Regions from separate parts of the Homo sapiens genome. Here regions 2 and 3 are each linked to region 1. A link is a loop called in an ENCODE intact Hi-C map of the cell type or tissue named here. Cell type or tissue: heart left ventricle. All regions are shown on one strand. Links, peaks and the distances in the headings refer to the core of each region. The heading gives the core; the rest is flanking DNA. Region 1 overlaps RSPO3 (R-spondin 3). Region 2 overlaps TRMT11 (tRNA methyltransferase 11). Region 3 has its middle 310 kb from the start of RSPO3.

Region 1 (5,000 bases), core at 1-5,000:
GTAAACATTGCCAATATTTTTAAAAATCTTTGGGTACTTTCTCCCCTGATCACTTTTAACTGTTCTTTTAACATAGAACAGGAAGGCATCCTAGTATGCAATACCCAGTGCCTTTAATAGTTTCTTTTGGACTCCAGCTAATGGCCCTTTTAAATGGAAGCAAGGATTCCAGGCTGGGGTTCCAGGCAGCAGAAGCAATGAGGTGGAATGGAGTTAGCTTGAATGAAAGGGTTATGGAAACCTCTGTCACGACATTGAGCCAACATTCAAAATTTCAGATTCTGAGTCTTTAGTGGATAATAAAATTATTTAAACAACAGAGAAAAAAATTTGTAAAGGCCTATTGGCAATGGTCCATTTGTAAGGAAGGTATTTAATTAGGCAAAAGAGAGTTTATTATGCTTAAAGCAGACTATGAAAATACACATTCTAAAAAGTTGTGATTACTGATATTTATGATGTCTGCTATAAGGTGAAATGATTTATAATAGGACTGCATTCAAACCTCAAGTAGCATTTTAAAATTTTAAAGCTATATAATTTTTCTTTCTCTTTTTTAGTATTAAGTATAACAAAATATGAAAATATGTGATAATTTCATTAAAGCTTCAAAAATGTAACAGTAGTAGTCTAATGGAAAATTATTTCTAAATTAGATATAAATGATGTATAATTTTCAAGTTACATATATATATATATATATCATACCTCTATATGTTGGGGGAGTGGAAATACTAAAATATAGGCTTGTAGCAAAAATAAAAAGAAAGAGAATAGAGAATGAGATAGTGCTGAATGGTGCTGACTCAAAAAGTTTATTCCAAATGCTATTAAGTTCTGAGTTAATTTCTGATAAGCAGCTTTTCCTTGCCCAGCAAATTCAAATTTCAAGAGATTAAGAAAGTACACTCCAAATCTTGATTTTTATAAAACTCCTCTCTTTTAAACAGTTAGTCCACAGCTGGGCTCTTTCCTTGCCTCAGTAGCTGAAGTGACATAAACAAGGATGGCATGTCACATTGTGCTCTATTGAGAAATAATGTGGAGGCAGAAGGGTGCTGTGGTTAGGAACCCTCCTTATCCTCATCTGTAGAACAGGGGTTGAATAGAGCTTCTAGGCACCGTACTCTTACTTAGAAGTTGGCCTGGTACATATTAAAAGTAATGGCACAAACCACAATTATTTTGCACCAACCTAATAAAAGTGTGTGTTGAATTGTAGTTATAATTATTCTTACTATTTTTAAAAACAAACTATCCAGGTCATCTTCACCTTGATCTGCAGCAGGGTCCTAATTGGGAGCTGAGAACACAGAGAGGAGAAATGTAAATAGTCCAGCCTAGGAAGAGGTTAGGAGAGTGAGGAAGGTTTCCCTGAAGGCCAGATAATTCAACAGTAAGTCTGAGTTAGGGCAAGGGATCTAGAAACTGCATTCTAGATAAATGTATCCAATATATGGGATCAGTAAACATTATGGTGGGACAAGTGCAGGGGTGACTAAAAAGACAAGTGTGAGGCCAGCAAAGTAGATAAGTAAGCAGGGGTCATATCACAGTGGACAAGGACCCTGAGGGCCATGTTAAGAAGCTTGGGTTTATCTGCTTTCATTTCCTAAAGTTTATACTCAGTGCCTTCCAATCATTATGTTCTTGTTTCTAAATTCCCAAAACAGCATGATACAAATAGAGTGCCTCTCTTAAACTGGTCCTTTGAAATTGATGATAAAATGTTATTTCAATCTCAGTATATTTTAATGGTCAGAGCTATCTTTGTAAAAGTGGGCTCAAAGTAATATCCCAAATTAATAGCATTTAGTAGAGTATGTAATGATGTATCAAATTATTTTTCTTTGAATAATTAATCAGAAGCATCTTGAAAATTAAATAGAAAAGGCAATAGAATTCGTGTGTAACCTACCGCATAGGTAAATCAGGTAGCTTTAAATTTCAGTGTGGAGAAATTGTGTGCTTATTTATCAAAAAGCAAAAGACATTCATTCTTTGATATTTTTACTATATTTGTTGTAAATTCCTAGGTTAAATTTAGAGCAAGAAGAAGTTTTCTATTTTATTAAAACAAACAAAAGACATTTCTCAATTTACTTGATAATAATATAGGCCTGTAAATATGTATCTACACAATACATTATAATTGCCCCCACAAAAGAAAAAAGTCATACTATAGCAATTCCTCTTCCTTGCAAATTTTCCCAGTGATATTTTAATTTAAAATAACAGGCCGGGCACAGTGGCTCACACCTGTAATCCCAGCACTTTGGGAGGCCAAGGCAAGCAAATCACCTGATATCAGGAGTTCAAGACCAGCCTGACCGACATGGTAAAACCAAACCCCATCTCTACTAAAAATACAAAATTAGCCAGGCACGGTGGCACGCACCTGTACTTCCAGCTACTCGGGAGGCTGAGGCAGGAGAATCACTTGAACCTGGGAGGCAGAGGTTGCAGTGAGCCAGGACTGCGCCATTGCAGTACAGCATGGGCAAAAAGAGCAAAACTCCGTCTCAAAAACAAAAAACAAAAAAGAAAAAAGAACAAAAGCTGGAATTTTCATTCTCTATACATAATAATCAGGTCCAATTCCAGATTCAAAAATAATAAGATCAACCCCTTTTTCACACTGTGAGTGCTTTATAGAAGGCATAAAGCCATGGGCTTCCAGTTGAATTTCATTCCACACCAAATAAAAAGAAAAGAAAAATGTAATACTTATTTAATTGGTTTGAGTCATATAATTCGTGATATTTAGTCCTCAGTCTGTAATGTGGAATACATTTTTAGCATTTGGGTAAAAATTATAACCTAGTTTGTCTTGGGAAGTGAACTACTTACAGCTCAATGGCTCCCCTTAGTGACACTTCGCAAGAAATTCACAAAGCAGCAGCTTTTATGAAGACCTATAGACAGATTTTATCCAAACATCAAGAAAATAGCTGCTATTCATAATTTAAGTGGTTCTCAATAAGTGAATTACAGTTGTGATTCTAGGGAAAGCAACTCTTTTTTTCATAACCTCATTATGTTTAAAGGATATTGAACGTGTTCTATGGTTTGCATTTTCACTTGGAATTTAAATATATACAAGTTAGGAAGAATAATTCAGGATCACTCTCTTTGTCATTTTTTACATGTTTATTTTTTCTAGTTCATATATGCACTTGAACAGGTTTTAAAAAGATAACCTGCAATTAATTTAATTTATATCTGGGTGCCTATTCCAAATTTATCTATTAAGAAAACTTGCCTTAAAATTAGTAGCTACAGTAAGTCAAAAACGTATTTGATATTCATTAGGAAAAATGAAAGAAACAAAGGAGCAACCATGCAATTTGAAGTAAGTTTTGAGAGTATATATTTGAAGAAATTGGGTCTTCTGTTGCTCTGCAGCTTTGGCTTTTAAATGTGGTTGCACATCAAAATAAACTGGGGGGGAGGGGTGTGAACTTGTTGTTGACTACAGGTTCTTGGGCCCCTCATAAGAACCACTGAATCATAATCTCCAAGGGTGGGATCTAGGAATCTGTATTTTTATATGTTTTGGAACATTGTCTGCAGAAGGCCATAGGAAATGTTTATGTAAAAGACTGTATGTGTTTATACTAACAGAAAATAATTTCAGAATCTTAAAAATAACAATTATCAATTCAATTATGTGATACTACTATGCAACAAAATCTTAAATATGGCTTTTTGGTCTACATGGAGATTTTAGCTACTCTTTCAAAAATTAAGGCTCAAAAATACCAACCACTGACTACATTCCCTCTACAGCATCTTATTACTTACAGCAATTTTCTGAAATAGGAAATAAGGTCAACATGTAAGAATAGCCTATTGGCCTTTTCTAAACTCATCACAGAAACATCCAAACTCTGGCCTGCTATCTGAATTCAATACTTGCCCTTCTCTAGTTTTCAGTACACTGGTCCTCAGGACAAACTCCCAACATGGCAATTGAAGCCCGTATATCTTTCCAGCTTCTATGGGTAATATTCTATATATAGACTCTGATCAAACCAAGGAAGTTGACTTTCAATGCCCCAGATTCACCATGTCCTTGCATGCCTTAGTGCATGTTCACTGCCTGGCATGCACTTCTTCCCTCATCAGCCTAGCAAACTCTCAGTCATTCTTTTAGGCTCACCTCAAACATCATTACATCAGGGGAATTATTTTCAGTCTCTGAAATCATTTTCAGTCTCTCTTCATGGAGTTCAATGCTTTCCCACTGTACCCCCAACAGGACCTTGTACACACCTCTATTTTAGCATTAACATGTGACTATAATTATTGGCAGTCTCCATATCTAACTTATATCCCCAGGTTTTATCACACATTTTTGGCACAGAGTAGGGGCTTTGTTCATGTTTGTGCAAGGGGTTAATAATATTAGTTTTCATTTGTCCCATGAGTAACATATGCCAGTCACCATGCTAAATGCTCTACCAGCATCTCATTTAATCCTTATGAAGTTTAGCAAGAAGTAAGGATTATTCACATTTTAAATATATCAGAGAGTTAATCCTGAGAAATATCAACAACTTGCCAGAGTTCACACAACTAGTTGGTGGCAGACCTAGAATTTGAAAACAGCATTTTTCTGGCCCTAAGGACAGTGTACTTAAATGTTACACCATAGTGCTTCTCTGCAAGGGCTCAGATTGTACTTGACTGCTAATAGCAAATTCTCTTTGATGTTTTCTACCCAAACACCCTCATAGGTAGAACATCAAGGGGAGATGAACGCTGTTTTAATCACTAGAATGTTCCAAAACCCAGTTCAGGCAGGTACGTGCGTGTACACATGCACACAAACATGAATATTCAGTGAATGGCAAAGCACACGTGTGTGTGTATATATATATGTGTGTGTATATATGTCAGATTGTCATAACTGGAATGCTTAGTTTGCAAAATTGCCAAAAAAGCCTGAAAAAAATATTAACCACATCAATGAAAAGTCACCAGAATAAAAAAGGAAG
Region 2 (7,465 bases), core at 1,165-6,164, 1.2 Mb before region 1:
TGCTGATTAAAAGAAAATAAACCGACCCATTGTTTTTCTCTTCCATCTCTTTGCCTTCTTCCTCACACCTTACTTAAGAATGTATATCATAGCTTTAATCGGTTCCATGAATCTAAAAAGTTTTTCCCCACAAAATTGGATGAACACTTCTAGTTTGGTGGCTTTCACTATGGTGACAGCATCACTGGTTTTCACTTATCATAGAATAAATTTCATAAGCCATTTGTATTCAAGCGTTTGCAATGAAGCTGCTGTTTTGTATAAACTACTGTCACTTTGAGACTATAAATGACTTAAGGTTAATACTAGGGAGGTAGAAGAAATCATTATATCATTATCAGGAACTGTCAGTGAGTAAAAGGACAGCTTAAACCTGACCTACAATTAAAATAGAAGCCATTTGGTTTTCTGCTGAATGACTATAGAGCTCTGCAACTTCATCCTCTAGAAAGTGGAAATATCTTATTTTTAAAGAATAGTGATTTTATAAATTGATGACCATTGTTAGATATTTTCACTGAAGTTTCAGGAATTCTATTAAATTAACTCTTGGCAATGAAGGGACACCAGGAGAGAATTTTGACTTGATCATTATATTGATAGGGAGCGGTGCAGGAGATGAGACTTTACAGTGAAGCGAGTAGGAGCCAGTTTGTAGTAGAGGATGGGCATGGTGGTTGGGGCAAGGAGGTTGAGGAAATTCATATCTGATAACTGCTGTTTGCTCTGTAAAGAAGGATGCAAGTTTTTTTGTTTTTGTTTTTGCTGAGTAAATAAGCAGATACTAAATGTAAGAATTGAGGACAGGTGAACTTTTAGAAAAGGTACTATGAGAAATAGGAAAAAAAGCCATTTGCTTAACAATTTTTACATTCATATACTTTTCCTATTTTTGTATACTTTATTTCTCTTACTTAATTACCTGTTCCTTGAGAGGAAGGCCATAGTTTTCATCACGCAACATGTGTTTATGGGACCATTCGTGTCAGGTGTTGGGGCTGAACAGACTAAGGCTTCTTATCCTTAGAAAACTTGCACATCAGGAGAAATGGCCACTCAAACCATATTCCAACATAGCATCTTGTGTTCTGTAGTGATCTGTGAGAGGTGTTGTGTGAACATAGGAAAGCACCTACCTAAGGAGATGGTGCTTGAGGCAAAAGAGATGGGGAATTTGGTTGGAAAGCCAAAAATTTAAGCAAGATACAGAAGCATGAGAGGCATTGTGGTATATGTGGGGAACCCTGGACTTCAGTGTAGCTGGAAATACTGAGCAGTGGGGGAGGATCAGCTGGAGATGACCTGGAAGACTAAAGAGAGGGAAGCCCAGTGTTGAGGGACCTTACCTACTGAACAGTTTCAAGTTTATCCTGTTGGTAAAAGGGCAAGCCCATAGGGATGTTTGGAGAGTGGCAGAAGCTCTGTGTTCTGTGAAGGTCCTCCTAGCTTCACTGTGTTAGTGAATTTGAGCTGTGGAAAGTTAGCTGTGATACTACTGAGGGGGCTCCTGGAATAGTCAGGCAAAGATGGTGAGGCTATAAACCAAGGAAGCTAGAATAGAGATTGTAGGGGACTTGTTGGAATTGAGAATTTTGCGGGGAGGTAGATATGGCAGGACTCGGTGACTAATTGGATAATTGGGGTGAGGGAGATGAGCTAAGGGTGATGTTTCAGAAATCTGGCTTGGGACAACTGAGCGGATGATTGTTTTCTTGTATATGTTTTTATTCCCCATCCCTACTCCCAGGACCATGGGGCAGTACTGCTTTCTTAGGCTGCTGTAATAATCTTCTACTGATTTCTCTGCTTCTGCAGTTTCTCCCTCCATTCCATGCCCTACATGGTGGCCAGAGTATCTTTCAGAATATAAATAGATAAGGAAACTCCTCTGCTTAAATCTCATCAATGGCTTTCTGCGGAATTTAGAATAAAATTCAGAATCCTTTACATAACCTTTATGTCAGCCTGATCTACTTCTGGCCTGTCCAGTCTCATCTTGTGCCACCTTCCCTTTTGCTTACCAGTTGTTATCCACCCTGGCCGTAGTCTTTCAGGTCCCAGAATGGATTTACCTCCTTTTAGTCTCAGAGTCTTCTCACACGCACTGTGTTTCCTCTTCCTAGAATGTTTTCTTCCCCTCTTTTCATATGAGTAAATTTAATTCATCCTTTAGGTCTCAGATAAATGTCACTTCCTGAGAGAAGCCTTTCTTGTCCTTTCCCTTCACCGCTTCTGGATAGGTGTTTCCTTCTATTCTTCCCATATTCTTTTCTTGCCAGTGTTTAATCACAGTTTGTAAGTATATGTCTGGATGTACATTGTTTAATGTCTGTCTCTCCCACCACTGTACGTACAAGCTCTGTGAATTCACGGAACTTGACTCTTTTGCTCACAATGCAATAAATATTTATGGAAAGAATACTGACTTTTAAGTGATTACTCTAGGCTGTTCTAGAATAAAAACAATCACATCAGTGGTATTTAAATCATCCATTTAAAGGAAGAGTAGGAACAGATAGTTATGGTAGCCAAAAGTTTTCTGTTTGAAAATACATTGAATTTTATCATTACCCTGATACTACTCTTCAAAAATCAGTGGGACAAAAACATTTTAATCCTATGATCCCTAGGCCTCATTTCTCATGAGAAGCAAACCAATAAAGCAGCTGAATTGACGTATTGTGGAAAATTATAACACCTTCCCTTTATTTAAGAAGGAGGTGATAAAAGAGAATAGCAAATACTGGGAGAAGGCAGTAATTAGGAGGATCGTTTTATCTAAGTGGAATTCTCAATGAAGAATCTTTCGTATGTTGGAAGTCTGAGCAGTTTATGATGGTCAGTTTGAGAAACTTTTTTTATATATGTATTCTCACAGTATAATCCAGAGGGTCATGAGTTGTGTTTAAAGCAGCAGTTTCAAATGTGACTACAGAACATACAGCTTGATTTATTTTCTTGAGAATGAATTCCCCATTAGATTAAAATTTATTATAAGTGGCTGAAATCGCTTTAGCATCTTTTTGGGTTCTTTTTAATGCTGTATTTTTGATATATAGTTGTAAACATAGATTGACTTGAATAAGGTCACGTTTATATACCTTTCTTTCTTGTTCTAGAGAGTAGTTTGGAATTTTAGGTCGGACACTGAGACAGTGTTACACGTTAGAATCGCTGAGGTGAATATGTAGTTGTCTATTTCTCCATCATTATTTAAAAATGAAATGGTGTGAATAAATGCTAACATTCCCTGAGGAAAAGGCCAGCCTGGTCATGTTGGGACTGTGGGACTCTCGATGTTTACAGCAATCCGGGACTCACAAACAGCTATCAAAACGGTGCTCCTGGCAGATGCATGGTCTGCTGTGCTGTAAGCTATTTCAGTTCACATCAGGAAGTACTCTAAAGAAGGATTGCTATGCTCCAGCCAGCAGAGGGTAGTGTACACATGAAAGTTAACTACCAATTTGTAAGCCTTCCTTTGGTTTCTTTGGCAAGTGTGTTAAAATTCCTCGAGTGGTTTATGTTTAGAATTAGCAGTACTGATAGGACAGGAAATTGGCTGGGTGGGACAGTGGTTAAAGGAGTCCTGCCTAAAACTTTAGATCTGAAATATGTGCTACCATAATGTTGCTGTTCAGTGAGGAATGTCCTCTAAATGTCAAACTCTATTTTGAATGACCCACTAATCCACCATGTGGGAAATTAACTCTTTAGCCATTGTTTTGATGTAATTTCTACTAAAAAAAAAAGAGAATCACAATGGGAAAAACATGAGTTTTGAAGTCTGATTTAGGCTACAATTCTGGCAATGCTACTTACCAGCTGTGTGATTTGTGGTAGATTATTTAAACTCTTTAGCCCCCTTGTGTCCCTATCTGTAAAATTTAGATGATACTTTTCTGCAAAAAGATACGGAAAATTAAATAATTATGTAATAACACATAGTTTGGTAGGAAATATATCTTCCTTTCTTGAATCATAACTTGTGTATTTCTTATAATGTTTACAATTGCTGATTGTCTTAAAAGGATAAATGATAGGGCTGAATGCTGTATGTCTTCCTTATGTAGCCATTTATGGCTAGCACAAATTTACCTACAGAAACTCTTCTGATTATAAAAAATGATAATAGTATAGTCAATAGTCTTAATATTTTATTCATATCGTCTTAATTACTATCAATGGTTAAGAAATTTGGAAATTGTAGTCTTTTTATCACCATAGTCTTCTCTCTTGCCATTTCCTAATTCTTGTGTGTTTTTATTTTTCCATCAAATAGGTTTTGCTTACTAAACTTTGGCAGAACTCGGGTTTTATGATACGTAGGTGATATCACAATGAATAGTGGTAGACAGATTTAGAAATGTTAGCGAAACCAAAAGTCAAACACTGGGATGAGCTTGAGTTAATGGGGAGATCAAAGATTGTGTTTGCTGAGGATACTCTTCTCCTTTTAAGTAAGCACTTTGGCCTTTGAGATACTGTGCTGAAAAAAAAACAACTTGCAGATATTCCTGGTTGAGACGCGCAGGGAATGTGAATAGAGAAGAGTCATGAAAAGGTGATGAAAAATATGTAGAGTTGAATATCATCGTCTCAGATGTAAGCCCTGGCAAACTAAACCAAAGATAGGATGAAAGAGAGGTAGAGAGAAAAGAGAAAACAAAAAATGAGTTTGCCATTTTTTTTTAGCATTAAGGTAATAAAAGTTCTGAATGCTGCATAGAGTATAGTATATTTCGTATGGTCTGGGTATATTTTAAATGTGTATTGTTCATAGATATGTGGTATTTATATGTATGATTATATGTGATATGTGTTGGACCATAGACATACTGAGTGTTTCGTGAGAAATATTTTATGAACTATGGTCTTTCCACTTAAGTGAAAATAGTAGCCAAAGTCCTTGGAATGTCTTACTCGAAGCAGGACTTGTGCTGCTAGATAATAGACTGGCGCCTGCCAGATCTCTGGCTGTGTAAGGGATTTGGAGCTTTTGGGTTTTCCAGAGTTTCTGTTATAAATGATAGATGTTGTGTTTTGCAATCAGGAGTCATTTGGTCTTCTAGAAAGGGGACATTTTAGCACAGAACCCAAACATACACTTCACACTGATTCTGCTCTACTACCTGGGAAATAAGAAAATAGCATTTTCTCCCCAGGAGTTGCATTTCTAAGGTTAATGATCTTTCCCACCTTCTCCAGTAGCATGTATGTCTTTGCCACCGTGTCCCCATAGCACTGAATAGAACACATGGTCGGTTAAGGGCTTATTTTGCCTTTATTCTGAGAGGTCTAAACTATTACAGAAAAGAATGTCTTAAGTAGTGAGTGTTTTCTCAATAATCGTTAGCATACATTTTAATCATTACTTTTGGATTTTTCAGGCTTTTGCTGTTCATTCCCAGTCTCTGACTCTAATCTTTATATTCTCTGATTTTATTACCAATAGTTGCCCTATTTCTATCCCTCTGGTCAAAGATAAACTATTTTATTAATCCCTTCCTTTGGTCCGTAGAGGAAGCCCATCTTCCATTGTGCTTTGGGCTTTGTCTTCTGCCTCCCTCTTGTGAGCTGCATAACCACAGCTTAGGTCAGCTAGGCACGCTAGTAATTGAGCCTGGGTCAGCTTGCTGGAATCACATTTCTGTCCTACCTTAGCCTCCTTACTACTGCAGTTCTAGAATATTCCATGAAGTAATCCACAGGCAGTTTGAGGGGGAGGTGATCTTGCATGGCCTAGAGGGGCCATGAGGAGAATAGTGGACATGAGGGCAGAGCTAGAATACCTGACTGCATTCTGATTCCCCTTGTACAGAGGAAAGTGAGATGTCATTCTGCAAAGTGATAGGTAATTGAATGTAAGCCCCAGATATCAAGGGAAAGCCTGAGAATTATGGACAATTTGAACTTATTTAGATTTTAGCCAAGCGGTTGGCATATTAAATTTGCATTTTAATAAATTAGGTTTGGTCTCAGTATGGAGAATACACTAGGGAAGGAAACACTGGAGGCAGGGCAGCTGGCCATTTACGGAAAAGAGGCGGGGATGAGGGAGGCCTAGATTAAATGTTGGAGTTATGAGTGGAGAGAAGTGGATTTGAGATGTTTAGGATATACGAGTTAAGATTTTAGGACTGACCAAATCTGAGAAGAGGGATTTGACGCAGGTTTCTGATTTTGATGACTGGATGGGGAACAATGCCAAGAATTGTGAGGATCAACATGGTAGCTGAAAAGATGACAGCATCTGGACATAGCTTTAAAATAAAAACCGAAGAAAAACATTCTGCCAGGATTAAGCTAACACAGCTTAGGAAGTGATCAAGTTTTCTAGTGATCTTACTGACATAAGGACAGAATTTCGAATACCTGGAGGAGTAGTTGATGGACTTCAGTCAGACTTTTGATGAAAGTTGAAGTAGTTGACGTTAAATGGTGGAACATTGTTCTGTGTTGCCGTTATCCTGGCACAGTCCTGATATGTGGACCAGACTTGAGTCTACCTGTGGAGTCATCTGTTCTTTCAGGGTTTTGTTATCCTTCAGCTTCCCTGTGGCTCTTACACCTCCTCTTGATATGAAAAGTCTGTGCCATTGAAATATATCCTTAGTTAATAGGCCTTCATTAGTAAGACCTCTCATCCAGTTCTACTTCTTTCTTGGTGGGCTCCTCAGCTGTCATGGCCTTAGTCCATCACCTATATTCTCAGAGCTCCTCCTGCTTCTTGAGTTGGGGAAGAAGATAGCTCTTTTGGAGAAAACCTCATTACATTGTAATTAAGGGTGCAGTCTTTAGAGTCAAACAGATCTGTGTTCAAAGCCTAGCTCTGCCACTTACCAGGTGTATTATCTTGGACCTGTACTCTTAAGTAATTCCTCATCTGTAAAGTGGTACTAATCGTTTACTTATTTCTTAGAGCTGACAAGTTTTGTTAGGTCGTACATATAAAGCATTTAGTATTGTTTTTGGTCCATACAAAATAACCAGCAAATGTTACCTTTCATTTGGTATCTTTAGTTGTATACCTACACATTGACTCTCTAAAATTTATCTTTTTGGGGATTGTATGTAGACTGAAGTTATTAATAGTAACCTTTAACATGTTTTCATGTGTTTGCAGGAATTTGGAACTGTAATATACTTGGGTGCCATAAAATTTCAGTAGCTACCTATTTCTCTTTGATGAATCAGGAAATCTGGGCATGTTTAATTTTTGATAATCTGGGTTTTTGGTGTGATTTTAAAAATATATGTGGCAAAAACAGTTTCTGAATAAACAAATGTGCCAACATTATTTTGGCTAAACCTGGATTTTTTTTATTAATGCTAGGTATGATGGAAAAATGAAGGTACTCATTTTATACAGGCAAAAATATTTTTGCAAAAATGAAAAAATATTTTGAGGATTGTTATATTCCAGATATATTTTTATATTTTTAGCTACCATTTTGATACTGAA
Region 3 (7,465 bases), core at 1,162-6,161, 390 kb before region 1:
ATATGTGTAAACAAACAACTTTGAAGATTTTTTTTTCTGTAATTAGTGTGATTTTTTGCACTCTCTGTTCCCCTTCTTAAAGATAATAAGTCTGTTGAGATCTGTGAGTTGTTAGGAGATAATCTTGTTCATAGATTTTTCATGTCATTTTCAAAAGAAGCCTTAAACCAAAAAATGAACTATAATAACAATGTAAGTAGAGTATTTCTTGCAAGTGGATTTCATGGAAAAACCGTCTATACCATACTCTTCATTTATGAAATATTTAAATTGCTTGATGCTTTTTTGTTTTATTTTTGTTTATTTATTTTTTTAAGAAACTAAATGAATCTTTTTAGAGCTAGTTTAGGAGCATCTCCTGTTTACTTGGTACTTTATCTATCAACACATACCTACAGTGTTTGTATATTTTAGGATAATATCTCATTATTTCTCAACCTTCAGAAATTTATGGTTAGAGAAATGAGTAAGCTATGGTACTTTTATGTGAATATGCGGTATGCAAGCAACAGTGAATTTAAGAAGCACCTTCCCTTTTAGAATTTAACTAAAGTGTGCTTTGCTTTTCTGCTTTCTGGCATGTTGATTGACCCAATTAATTTTTGAAAGTGTGAGGTCCTAACAGCAGGGATTAAATCAGCCATTCCAAAACTAAATCTTAGAGTCAGGGTCTTTTATTTTATTTTTTGGGGAAGAAAAGAAAGGGCCTGGGAATGAAATTCACGTTGCTCTGGGGATGTTTTTTTTCCCTGAAACAATTTCACATAAGCCTACTTTATTAAAACACACACACACACGCACACACACAGACACACTCACCTCTGTTTTAATTGCCACTAAAATAATCATCTACAAACTCAAGAGTGGGTGGTATTAAGGGTTACTGGACCCCCAGGGAATTGCAGCAAAGAATTAACACGGCACATTACCTAAAGTGACTAAGTGTTACCTTCTCGCTCATCAAGCTTTCTTTCCCCTTCCTCCACTGTGCCTCTGACACTAGACCACTATGTTCCCCAGAGTTTCCTTCAACAGTTCTTTAAGGCTCCAAGTTCCCAAGTTTCTTGAGAAAAACTGATTTTCCGTATTCTTTATTTCCTATAATGAATCTGACCAAAACATTCATTAATCATCTGCTTGAACTTCTTATGGGACCACACAGAACATTTCTCCTGATATCTTACCTATAATTTGTCCTCCCGCCATTCTCCAAGGTAATCTACTAATCTGATTTCTCCTAGACCTATTTCTATTTTTGCTTCTACCTTTTTCCTAAGTTCTTTCCTTTGCTAGAGTGACTTTTTCTTCCCAGTTTGTTATCTGCTATACTGACACTATGCAGGGAAACAGGGTCATGCAAAGCAGCAAAATAAAGATTCTAAGATAGGAATCATGTATGGACACAACCTGGGTGATTGGAGAGATGCCAAAAACTGGGCTATGTTGCTGAGACAAAGCTGGGAGAACCCCAGTGCGGACTCAAACCCAGTGAGGAGTCCAGAACTGGAAGATATACAGGTATCAGGATCCTAGATAAAGGTAAGGCAGGAAGTCAAATCAACAGCCACGAGATGTCATACCAAAGCAGCATAGAGACTCGAGTGATGACTGCCTCAGAAAGGAAATCTTGTTGCATATGAGCCAGTCTCAGGCTATGGCCCTACAAGGGTCTGCCAATGTGCATAAATGAGCCACGTTACAGAGCTGGCAAATTGCTTAACGGGACTTAAAATGGTAATGTGGTTCTGTATCCTTGTTCCATACTGCCCTACTTACAAGTATTCCCAACTCATCTAAATGCATAAAACCCACAATCCTGTTTTCACTCAACACCCTGCCAGTAACTGTTGCCTTCCTATCTAAATATGATGGAAATGTGTTATATATTTAAGCTTGTATTATCATTTTCAATATTTCTATATTTCCTGTAGACTTTTCTCTAGTGGGGAAAATATTTTTTTAAAAAGAACTCTTTCGAAACGAATTTTATAGCATGTAGACCAGAGATGGCCAAATAGGTTATATACGCAGAACCACCTCTGGGGATCTCACCTCTGGCAGCCATTATTTTAATCAGGGCACAATTTCCTGCTGAGTCCAGGCTTTACCTCAACCTTCTCAACACAGCTCTCCAGGAAGCAACAACCAATTTGACTATACTGGGAGTGGGGTTGACACATTTACCTTCCTGACCCATCCTTGGCAACAGCTGGGGAAATGAAATGTTCTTGATGGTGATGTTGGCCTAAAGGTTTGGGAGGAAATTGCCCTACTTCTTTACTGAAAGTATAGCCAGATTAACTGCAGAAAGCAAAAATATCATTATAGACATTTTTAGCTTGGCTTTGAAAATGGGCACCATTGCTTCTCTGTAACAGGTACAAAGAACTCAGGTGTGAATGTTTCCAATGAATTGAAGTCTTAGCAAGAAAGTTTCTCGCTCTTTCTCTCTCCCTGTCTAAGTGGGGAAGTATTTAATCCTCTTTGCAAACACAGTCCCAGCTTTCAACCTCACAGGACTGCCTACTGTGTTGAATTACATTCAAAGGTTTATCTGCCATAGACCACTGACCCTAGGGACCGGGCTAAGACTATTCATATTGTCTAGAACTATAGGTCAGATTGAAACCTGCATCTCTGGCAAAAAGCCAACACTTCATTCACCACATCACTCAACTTTTCTCCTCATGTTATGTAATTACAACACAAGTGTCCAGCCTGACATTTCAGTATGAATATTAGTGGGCATAAAAATTCAATCCAGGCATACGACAGACAAAACACTACCAATTTTTACTTTTTAAAATGCAGGGACTGGCATAAAGGAGAGAATAGACCATTACAATTTAGTATACTGACTTAGTAGAGTTAAGTCACTGTAAACCATCAGGAATGGAACACCTGAGCGAGTAAATTTGGAGAGCATGTATGCATATGTGTGCAACTATTATTTGTGTGTGTTAGCAGTGGCTTACAGAGGTTAGTATAGGGGCAGATGGAGGAGGTCCATTCGGTTACAGGGTTTCACATGAATGCCTCATTATTTTGCTACCATATTTTCCTGTAGGTGGCAGCACTAACAAGGCTGGGGTCAGAGAAGAAAGGTTTAGCTTCAGATTCTGAAGAGAAATTTTTAGTAACAAGAGTACAAGAAGAAATTAAAACTTGTGCTTTCCTTTTTAATTAACTATAGATGCTGAAAGTCTTTCAGTAGCCAACATGTTATTCAAATGAACACACACACAGCCATCTCATTTAAAGAAAACAGACCAACACTGGCTAACTTGGCATCATCAGTCGCACTGGAGAGACTTAGAATGTTTCATGTTCTGTGTGTGGGAGAGAACGAACACAGTTTGTTCGGCTTGAAGTATCATTTCTCATAGATAAACATAGAGGAGAAATTTATCCCAGAACTTTTATTTCAGAGAACACTAAAAAAAGTTAGTTATGGCAAAGTTAGTAGCTGGAGTTAGAATCTCAGACCCAGTTTCTGAGGAATCAGCATAATTTCATATGTTATTATTACCTTATTATTCAGTAATTAATAGATTACTAAAATGGTAATGAACATAACAAAATAAAAATTTCAGCCAATAACAAATAAATACCCAGATTTTATAATGAATTTAGTAGATATTTTCAGTTGACATTTTTAAAAAAAGAATACTAAAAGTGTATTGCGAATTTGAGTTTACAAAATTTAATTATTACTAATCATAAAATTATAAATATATGCTCCTAGCTGTGAAATTGATTTAATATTTTACAATCTATTCTCCTGTGCAATCTCTAATTTTAAAAGTCTGTTTTAGGGTTTGTTAGATTTCCTCACATAGACAGTAAGCTCCTGAATAACCACATAAGTTCATCTTGCACAGCAGCAGCGCTATCAGCTTTTGAACACTCACTATGTAAAATTCACTTTATCCTAATCCTCCCAACAAATGGAAGGGATGGTACTGCTTTCTTCATCTTTCACACTGAAAAAGCTAAAGACTAGGAAAGTTAAGCAACTAGTCCAACTGCATATAAAAACTAAGGTGTGAATTCTGGTGTTTAGAGGCAATACTCATTTTACTTACTCTCATTCCCCTGCTTATTGGTAGTTCCCACTGCCAAAGTAAATTACACATAGTAGGTGCTGAACCAAGCTGATGGATTCTATTATTTTAGGATGCCATTACCCTAAATGATTCTGGTTAATTCAGCAGTTGTCCATTATCTATGCTCAAATTAATGATGTAGTTTTCTATTTATAGGGATGGGGGAAGTAACTACTTCCTTGTCAAATTACCAAAGCACTAATAATATTTTTTTTTAATTGAAAAGAGGCCTTCTAAAAGGAAGGTATAAAATCTGCCATCATCTGCATTGAAAGGTTAAAAAAAATTCCTTTGCAAAATTTATACTCGTATTTTTATTATTAAATTGGTATTGCTTTACTTAATTTGGGGGTCTTTTTTTTCATCTTGTAAATGGGAGTTCTGTATTGCTCAGGATTGTTCAGAGGAATTTGCTTTTCATGTTAGCAGACTAATCACTCTCTGTCCTCCATCAAATAAAGAAATTCCTTGGATTTCCACATGTCACTCTTTCTAGAACAACAACAACAATAAAAACCAGACTATATACTACATATGAGCTATGTTGATATGTATTCAATCTGTAAGAATTTTAGTCTGAATACCCTCAAAGAAAAGCATTTTTGTGGTATTTCTTCTGGAAATCCCTCAAGAACAAGCAATGTGGTAATATTTCTCGTTGAAATACTGCATTTTTCTTCCAGTGGTGGCAGAAGGAAAACATAAGAAAATTTGCTTTCCTAAAAGGCATCTTTTCTCTCTCACAGTGTTTCTGAGGGAAAGCAGTGGAACCTGCTGGTGATAATGCCTATGAAGGGGACTTTGCACTCACAAGCGCTTTTGACCCGTGAGTAATTAACGTACCTTACAAATATTCATCTTCCCAACACCTTTATGGGGTAGGTAAGTTATATACTCAAGGTCTAGTATTCACTGCAATTTTGTGACATTGAGAACAGCTACAGAGCTGTCCACTGTTAAATAAGTCCTGCGCCACAGAAGAAAGTTTATTTTTATTGTTCAGCCAGATGGGGAGCTAACCTACTCTATGGCAAGTGCAGTGAACTATGTGAATTGATTTACACCTCAAAACACCCTTGCAAAAATTTATTGTTATCTCCATCTTACACAGGGGTCAAAAAGTTCAATATACTCAAATTCAGATGCTTCTTTGAGAGAAAGCTGTATGTCTCCCTGTATGCCTGTATGTATGTATGGCTCTGAAAATTGTGTGTTTCCATAATATCACACTATCTCTTTGACTGTACATTGTCCTGTATTGAAACCAGAGAGCTTCTCTAACACATCTTGGACATCCTTGTGCTGGTGCTCCTCACTACTGCTTTCTGCTACTTGGCCAGACTAGGGCATCTCTCTCATCTGTTCTGTTAGGCAAGATGATTTAAATTATTCAGAACAAGAGTAGGAAGGCAACTTTATTATTCTGTGCACACTTTTATGAAATGTATCCCATTTTAGGGTTGAAATTCAATGTATCCCACTACAATTCTTTTCATGGATTATGAGTACTTTAAAACAAAGAACAATATCTTAATTGATTCAAACCTGCAAAATTTAACACCATGTCTGGCACATACCGGGTAGTCAGAAGAGATCTGAAAAGCTAACAAAATCAAGTCTTTTTACTATTTGATATCCTGACTTCATTTACTTTTTACCTACACAATGACATTTCCAAGATTATTTAAGGTAGGCAAATTTTGGAATTTTTACAATAATTATAAAGCCACTTTTCAACATAGTCTTTTGTAATATTGGTAAATACTACCAATACTTTGCTATCACTTGTAATATAAAAGAGTAATACACTCTATTTCATGAAAGCATCATGGACCGTAAAGAAAACGAAACAGAAATAAAAGATGAATGATAAAAGTGTCTCAATCCATTGCTATACCATAGATCTTTAATATAATTATGAAATATTTCAGTGATTGATTCTATTGCTGTATCATAGATCTTTAATTATGAAATATTTCAGTGATTATAAAAATGCTGCTGGCTACATTATATTGCTTTTCCTAAACATAGTATAAATTACAGACATATAACTTCTGTTTGAAAATATAAGCGATAGAGGAAAATATGAACTATTTAAGATGGCCTGAAGGCTCTCCATAGCCTCCCATTCCCTCCTTTTTTCAGGCTTATTTCTTACCACGCTCCTCTACTCACTCAACCAGCTCTTTTCCAAACACATTGGCCTCTTATTTGAACAGACCTCAGGACCTCTGCATGTTCTCATGCCTCTTGCTGGAATTCCCCTTTTCCTCATGTCCTGTTTTCCCCATGGCTCCCTCCCTCACTTTGTTCTTCTCTCTGCTCAAATGTTCCCTCTTCCACCACCCAGGTCCACTTCTTCCTCCATTCCTCTGCACATGTGCTCAATCTCTACCCTTTGGGATGCTTTACCTTTTTTTCATTGCATTTATCATCACCTGTCATTATTCTGAATATTTATAAAGGTATCCTTGTCACTTCCTAGTACAATAAAAAGTCTATGAAGGCAGAGACTTTTGTCTATCTTGTTCATCTCCTCATCCCAGTGCCTAGAGCACATGGCAAGCGCTCATGAATGAAATAATAAATGAGTTGTTGCATGACTTCACAGCATAAGGAAGTTATTAAAGGCACATGATATTTCATGATACTCTGTTTTCATAATGATACTTGATTTTTTTTCAAGACATCACAATCCCTATGTCCTAAAAACAGTGCTTTTGAAAATGCATCCTAGTGTATTGTTCCTATGAATATACTTTATCATAAGTAAGTTTTTTATGTGTGTTTGTTTTCTTCATAGATAATATCCACAATGATGTGCTAAGCAGAAGCAAAAAGCTAAGACATTTCTTTGATTTCCTAATTTGCTAAATATTACTACAAATACAATTTGTGGTACTCAGTATTTTGGGGATTAGAGACTCCAACAAGTTACTACCTAAAAGGCTGCATCATAGTAATTCAATGTTATACATTTGCTCAAATGAATACTGTTTTTAGCTTGTCTATTTTATTCCTGGAGCTAGCTAACTGATAATGTGTCTCTATTTTATAGAGTATTGACTCAGAACAAATAGGAAAAAATTGTTTATACAAAGTTATATTATTAGGTGGGTTGCATTAGAAATGTGAATTCCAGCAGTGTTTTCCACCACATTTTTTTCTCCACATTTAATGGAGGAAACAAAAATGCTTCCAAGGCCAATCCCGAAGGTCCTCATAGAAAAAAAAAAAAAAGCGTGGCTAAACTGGTCTCAGGAGGAGGACCAGCAATAGCATTAGTTTTACCGCACTGCCTGTCAGTCTTTTATGAAGAAAAGCTTTCCTCCAAGGGGAAAATCCCTTCCCTGACAGCC

Evidence for each region. Peaks named below come from ENCODE experiments on the same cell type or tissue, not always from the same donor. Only the 100,000 strongest peaks of a DNase experiment are listed, where the experiment ranks them.
Region 2: a loop joins it to region 1, with 3 times the contacts of the local background. A loop is called at or near these places in 5 of 110 quality-filtered maps.
Region 3: a loop joins it to region 1, with 3 times the contacts of the local background. A loop is called at or near these places in 22 of 110 quality-filtered maps.

The regions. Positions count from the first base shown.
Region 1 is chr6:127,187,905-127,192,904 of GRCh38, forward strand. All of the region lies in intron 4 of RSPO3 (R-spondin 3), which reads left to right. The region is part of intron 1 of LOC105377989 (a long non-coding RNA gene); the gene reads right to left. Among named protein-coding and RNA genes, the nearest start is that of RSPO3, 72 kb to the left of the region's middle. In heart left ventricle, for the core only: a CTCF peak has its summit at 2,869; no DNase peak of the experiment used is centred there; H3K27ac peaks cover 1,662 bases.
Region 2 is chr6:126,030,386-126,037,850 of GRCh38, forward strand. The region is part of intron 12 of TRMT11 (tRNA methyltransferase 11); the gene reads left to right. Among named protein-coding and RNA genes, the nearest start is that of TRMT11, 48 kb to the left of the region's middle. In heart left ventricle, for the core only: a CTCF peak has its summit at 3,428 (motif pointing right); no DNase peak of the experiment used is centred there.
Region 3 is chr6:126,801,368-126,808,832 of GRCh38, forward strand. No RefSeq gene overlaps it. Among named protein-coding and RNA genes, the nearest start is that of RSPO3, 310 kb to the right of the region's middle. In heart left ventricle, for the core only: a CTCF peak has its summit at 3,070 (motif pointing right); no DNase peak of the experiment used is centred there.